Linked DNA regions of Mus musculus: region 2 is linked to region 1. The links are chromatin contacts, found by Hi-C or POLR2A ChIA-PET in ENCODE. All regions are on one chromosome and are shown on one strand. The core of a region is the stretch at or near the end of the contact, and the rest is flanking DNA. Distances in the headings are between cores, read along the strand shown.

Evidence for each region. A loop is a pair of places that touch in the nucleus more often than their neighbours do. ChIA-PET counts read pairs that join two places held with the same protein, here RNA polymerase II (POLR2A).
Region 2: a map of heart shows a loop between it and region 1 (2.6-fold over the local background). The contact joins the promoter of Tmem41a here to the promoter of 1300002E11Rik in region 1. A Hi-C loop is called at or near these places in 3 of 37 maps with a recorded cell type or tissue (all heart). POLR2A ChIA-PET finds 5 or more read pairs at or near these places in 1 of 5 experiments (embryonic stem cell).

Annotation. Positions count from the first base shown.
Region 1 is chr16:21,793,039-21,795,765 of GRCm38, reverse strand. It overlaps 1300002E11Rik (RIKEN cDNA 1300002E11 gene), which reads right to left and starts at 1,419. Exons shown (of 3, transcript NR_037958.1): 1 at 1,320-1,419.
Region 2 is chr16:21,946,229-21,948,955 of GRCm38, reverse strand. It overlaps Tmem41a (transmembrane protein 41a), which reads left to right and starts at 1,404. Exons shown (of 5, transcript NM_025693.4): 1 at 1,404-1,588. The coding sequence starts at 1,470.

The DNA.
Region 1 (2,727 bases), core at 170-2,669:
ACTTAGACATGCGGTCTAGGGGACATGACTCTGAACATGGTTAAAGTGGCCAAGACTATAGGAAAACAATAATACCTAGAAGATTTCAAAAGTTCAATGACATTTATCATATTTAAATATATTCTAATTCAGTGGCACAGTAACAGCATATAAAATGGGGGTGAGTAGAATCTCAGGGCTGTCCAGGAATTGTGAAAAGATTTAAACGTGAACAAACATAAATTTTTACTGCAAAAAAAGCGGTTTACTTTTGGAGTGTTCAACTGACTTGAAGAAAAGCTCCGATTTAAAATCAAAAGATGCTTACTAGTTTCTTAGGGAAAACACAACCATGCAACATAAATTCATTGTCTACTAACCCCACTCTATCCAATCTAATGACACATTTTGGGAACCTCTCAAGATCTGCCTTTTATTTGATAGCCCGTGCACACAGCCACATTCCTGGGGCTACGCGTAGGTGGTGACTCTTGCTGAGATCTGATTACACAGCACATTATAGCATCTGCACTGTATTTCATTTGATAGCCCAAACTTGGTGGTTACAATACTTGTTTTTTGTGGGGTGCATATGTACACTCTTCATAATATTTAATGGCGCCTTTAACAAAGGAAACACTTTAATCTTCAAGGGTTGGGGGGGGAATTGGGAGCTGCTACAATCGTTCCTTGGGTCTATACACAGCAGGTGGAGCCCGACTACATATTTATAAATTACTGTTTTTATATTCGTTGTAACTCTTATCCATCTTTTAAATAGTTTACCAACATAATAAATCTTTAAGAAAAAGAAAACTTACACTGCTAAAAAGAAAGCATTTATAACACCAGCTACCAGTACGGTGCGACAACCGCGGCTAATTATTCGATAACCTCCCTGGTATCGCACAGTTCTTCCCAGAAAAGTAAAGGCAGCCTCAAGAAGCCAGACAAGCGCCTTATCCTCTCCACCAAGAGATTAGGACCCATTTGTACATTTCACTAACTTTAAAACAAAACGGGTCAGGATTTTCTTCTGCACCCGCGTCATAGGGCAGGGAGGGGGCAAGCAAAGTAACCGGGAGTCGCGTTTGCAGAGGCGGGATGCTGACACCCGGGATGCACTCAGCAGCTGCGCCAGTCGGGCTTCGCACTCTGTCCAAACCCTTTCCAGCAGGTGTCCACCTCTCTCTCCCAAGACCTATAGGAGACCGGGTCGCTGACCCCTACTCCATCCCGGGCTCAGGAGTAGGCAGCGAGCCCAGCTGAGCGCACCGCAGCTGCCCCAAAAGCCATGTCGCCAACTCCCTCTAGCGCCGCTAGGTTCCTAGAAGACTTACTTCTTCAAAGCGCTCGGCCCGAAGCCGAGTCCGCACGCCCGCAAGCCTTCCTCCCACCGCGTTCCTCCTACAGCGCTGGACACCCACCCCAGCGCAACCCCAATGCGCAGGCGCCACCTCTGCCTCCACAGCTTCCGCGTATGACGTCACTTCCGACACACGGCTCAGCAGTGGGCTCCCGTGGTTTTAGCTTGCGGGTCCTGGGCTGAGTGACCCAATTCCTTTATTCTACAGACTCGTCCATGCTGAAATTTACCGCTCCAATCCGAATTAGCGGGGCGTTTGGACAAATCACGAGATTGTCGAGTCCCACGTCTCTGCCGGGTGTCGGCCTCTGAGATTGTGATTGCTGGCTGCAGTGCTGCCCCTTTCACTTCTGAGGGTATTGGTGTTGTGTTACAAGGGCAACCTGTCCCAACCGTGTAAAACACCAGTACCCACAACCTGAAGCTGTTGTGTTACTTGAGGTAATGCATAGAACGTTCCAGCATACTGCAATGAACATTAACAGGTTTTTTGTTTTGTTTTTTTTTCTAATGATGTGATATACTCTCTTGTTTCCGCACTGGAACACATACGTGTATAGCAGACTGGAACTACTTTTGTTCAGTGGTTAGCTGATGATACTGGGTACCTTCTCCTCGATAGACAGACCGACAGACAGACAGGTTGATATCTCAACTTGATTGAAAACATTTGCTGAGTTACCTTGCTAAGGGGGGGGGGGGGGAGGAGAGGCACCAGGACTATAATGACAGACCTCAGGCTGTCCCTGAAAGTAGACATACTCATCAATAAGAAAGTCTCTGTGTGTGTGTGTGTCCACAAACCTCATACTGACCCAGAAAAGCAGGGAGCTGTCTTTGTTTTTAACTGGTTAATAGGAACAAAACTACAGACCTCTGCAGTTCCAGAAGGTTAGCAGGCTATGAATGTACTACCACTGACTAGGCATGGTTTCATTTCCTCTGTGGTGGTTGTACTGGCTAGTTTTGTGTCAACTTGACAAAGCTGGAGTTATCACAGAGAAAGGAGCTTCAGTTGAGGAAATACCTCCATGAGATCCAACTGTAAGGCACTTTCTCAATTAGTGATCAAGGGGGAAAGGCCCCTTGTGGGTGGGGCCATCTCTGGGCTGGTAGTCTTGGGTTCTAAAAGAGAGCAGGCTGAGCAAGCCAGGGGAAGCAAGCCAGTAAAGAACATGGCTTCTGCATCAGCTCCTGCTTCCTGACCTGCTTGAGTTCCAGTCCTGACTTCCTTGGTGATGAACAGCAGTATGGAAGTGTAAGCTGAATAAACCCTTTCCTCCCCAACTTGCTTCTTGGTCATGATGTTTGTGCAGGAATAGAAACCCTGACTAAGACAATGGTTCAAAGAAACATCTCAACTTGTTGTTTAGAAAGATGAC
Region 2 (2,727 bases), core at 155-2,654, 150 kb before region 1:
CCCCTTAACCTCCGAGTCCTGAGATGATCGACATTTGGGTTGCTCCCAGTCCCTTGATATCAAAACAAGGCCAAGCATATTTGTGGGTTCAGTTCTTGGATGTCAACTTGCTAGGTCTTTGATGCATGCTCCCTGTTTGAACCAAAGAAGTGCTCTGAAGTGCTTCATGCCTTTTGACTCTGAAGAACTCACCCAATGGGTCGGTCCTATGTGCTGTCACTTCTCATCCCCACTGTGCAGCCTGTCCCTTTTGCCCTGTTCCCACTGCCGTGGTCCTTTCCGTCCCTCCCTCCCCGCAACCTGAGGTATTTACTGTTAACTTGGAGCCTACTCTAACCACTTGCTCTGACATTCTCAAAGGAGAACGGACACTGTCCCTCCTTTTCTCCTCCTCCCTGTTTTTTGAAGACAGTTTGTCACTGTAACCCCAGGCTGTCTTCAGTCTCCATTCTGCCTCAGGGTTCCATGTGCTGGGACTGCAAACACACAACACGATGTCTGCCTAGCAGAATGGTTCTTACTGAATGCTGCCAGGCTCATCTCCCCACAGTTTCCTGGGGTCCCTTGCCCAAACTATCTTCTAGCACTCTCCAAGTGGACAATAGCCATTCATTTCTCCCAAACCTTCGGCTTCCCTGAAGGTTGCCTTACTTAGGGCCATCTCACTTGCCCCTCTGCTTGCTCATCCAGAGAGTAAACGCAGTGCTCACCTCTTTCAGACTCCACACAGTGCAAGGACCACACTAGTTTTGGAGTTTTGAATCTGGGTTTTCTTTTTGAGAGATGTCATTCTCACTACCCGGCTACCCTGCCCCTTTCTGAATTTTTGCTTAGTATTTAAAGATGACTGAACCCTGGGCCTTCCTTCTCTTCAAGTGCTGGGGTCAGTCACATGAACACCATGTCTAGCACCACAGACTCTTTCTAAGACTCAGATGTGTGTTACAGCTAGTGTGTGCACGCTAGCTCCTACACAAGAGTTATGGCAGTAAGCGTTTTCATCCGTTGAGGCACACTGAAATGTGTTTATGAGTACTGGGGATAATGAGCACACTTCAGGTACTGAATAGAAGGCATGTCTGTTTATTTCTGTGGTGGTCATTACCTTCTTTCCACAACCATCGGTGTCAGTCTCACATTTGTTGGCTTCATTTGCTTTGTGGGACAGACTGTGGACAAGACTGACCGCCATGCTGCAAGCTAGGTTGTGGCAGGCTCACAACTCAGCCCCAGATCTCCCAGCTCTGTCACAGGGAAGGCGTTGGAGGTGTTCAGTGTAGAGCCAGCAGGAGCACTTTAGACTAGAGCGATCAGTCCCTGGCGGGGGCGGGGCCTGCGGCGGGCCGAGGGCGGAGCTTTGCGAGGGCCACGCCCTGCCCGTCCAAGAACGCGCTCCGCCCGCCCAGTCGGCGCACGGGGAGGGCTCTGCGTTGCCACGGGGGGAGCGCGCTCTCCGGCCAGGCCGCGGCATGCGCGCGCTGCTCGGCTTGCTCCTCGTATTCGGAGGCTGCACCTTCGCATTATACCTGCTCTCCACGCGGCTGCCCTTGGGGCCGAGGCTGGCGGCGGCCGGGGAGCCCGAAGGCCGGTGAGAGGGAGGACACCGGGCGGTGGCCTGGGAGGAGGTCGGAGGGTTGGCAGTGATGCCTCGGGGGCCCTTGCACTTCTCTGCACACGCGGTCGCCTTCCAGCCCCAGCCATCTCGGCTACCGTGGCTCTCCTTCCTCAACCCAATTACCACAGCAGCCAGTCTTCAGAGGTGCAGCCCGGACTTGGAGTGACGAGGCTATGATCCAGTTTGCCCTCTTCCTGCCTGTCTCTGCTTCCCATGACAGCTGGGCGAGGCAGAAGGCTTGTCGGTCGGGTTTCCGACTGCTGCTTATTACTTTGAAAGTGCATAGAGTGTGTCTGGCACGTTGCCGCATTACCAAGAGGCGTTAACTGCATTCGAGTTGTTTTCAGTTACCATTGTCTTTTTGTGGAGCTGAAAAAACTCTCTTGTGGATGTCAGAGGTACTCATGAGAACTAGGAGGGGCTTGCTCATAGTTTATCTCTGCTGGAGCAAAGAACTGTTGAGATGGCAGAGGCAGGGTAGTCTTTGTTCTGTGACCTTTGGACGGGATCCACGGTGTACCAGGCCTAGCGCAGGGTGAAGAGGGAGGCTCTCGGAAAGGGTTGGCCTCCAGCCATGTTATCAAGAAAGCTGTATTTATTATGATGGGAGGTATGTGTCCACGGGGATTCTTTTAAAGTGATGAAATTGTTGTTTTTTGCCTAGTACATCTGGGTAACATGCTGTCTAAATAGTTGTGTGTTTGCTTGGGAGAGGGTCTCCTAGAAAGGACGGCAATTCATGATGATATGCAGTTGCCTGGAGATGAATATACTTGTGTCTTCGGACAAGATAAAAAGAGACCGAGGATGCAAGTCAGTGCTGGAGCCGATGCTCTCAGCATGGTGGAGGCTGTGGGGTTCCATCTTAAAACCCCTAAATAAGTGAAGAGGGTGTGTAGTGGTTATCCAGCACCAGACCCTTTTTAGGCAAGGAAAACAAGACCCGTGGTCACTCCAAGGTCACACAACAGGAACACTGTAGAGTGAGGGTGCCAGCCCAGGGCACTTGTTCCCACTCCAGGGCTCTCCTGTCTGCCTCTGTTGTTTTATCTTGGGTCAGCTGTCATCTTGAGTTCTTTCAATGTCTGGTGGCCAGATGACCTGTTTACAAA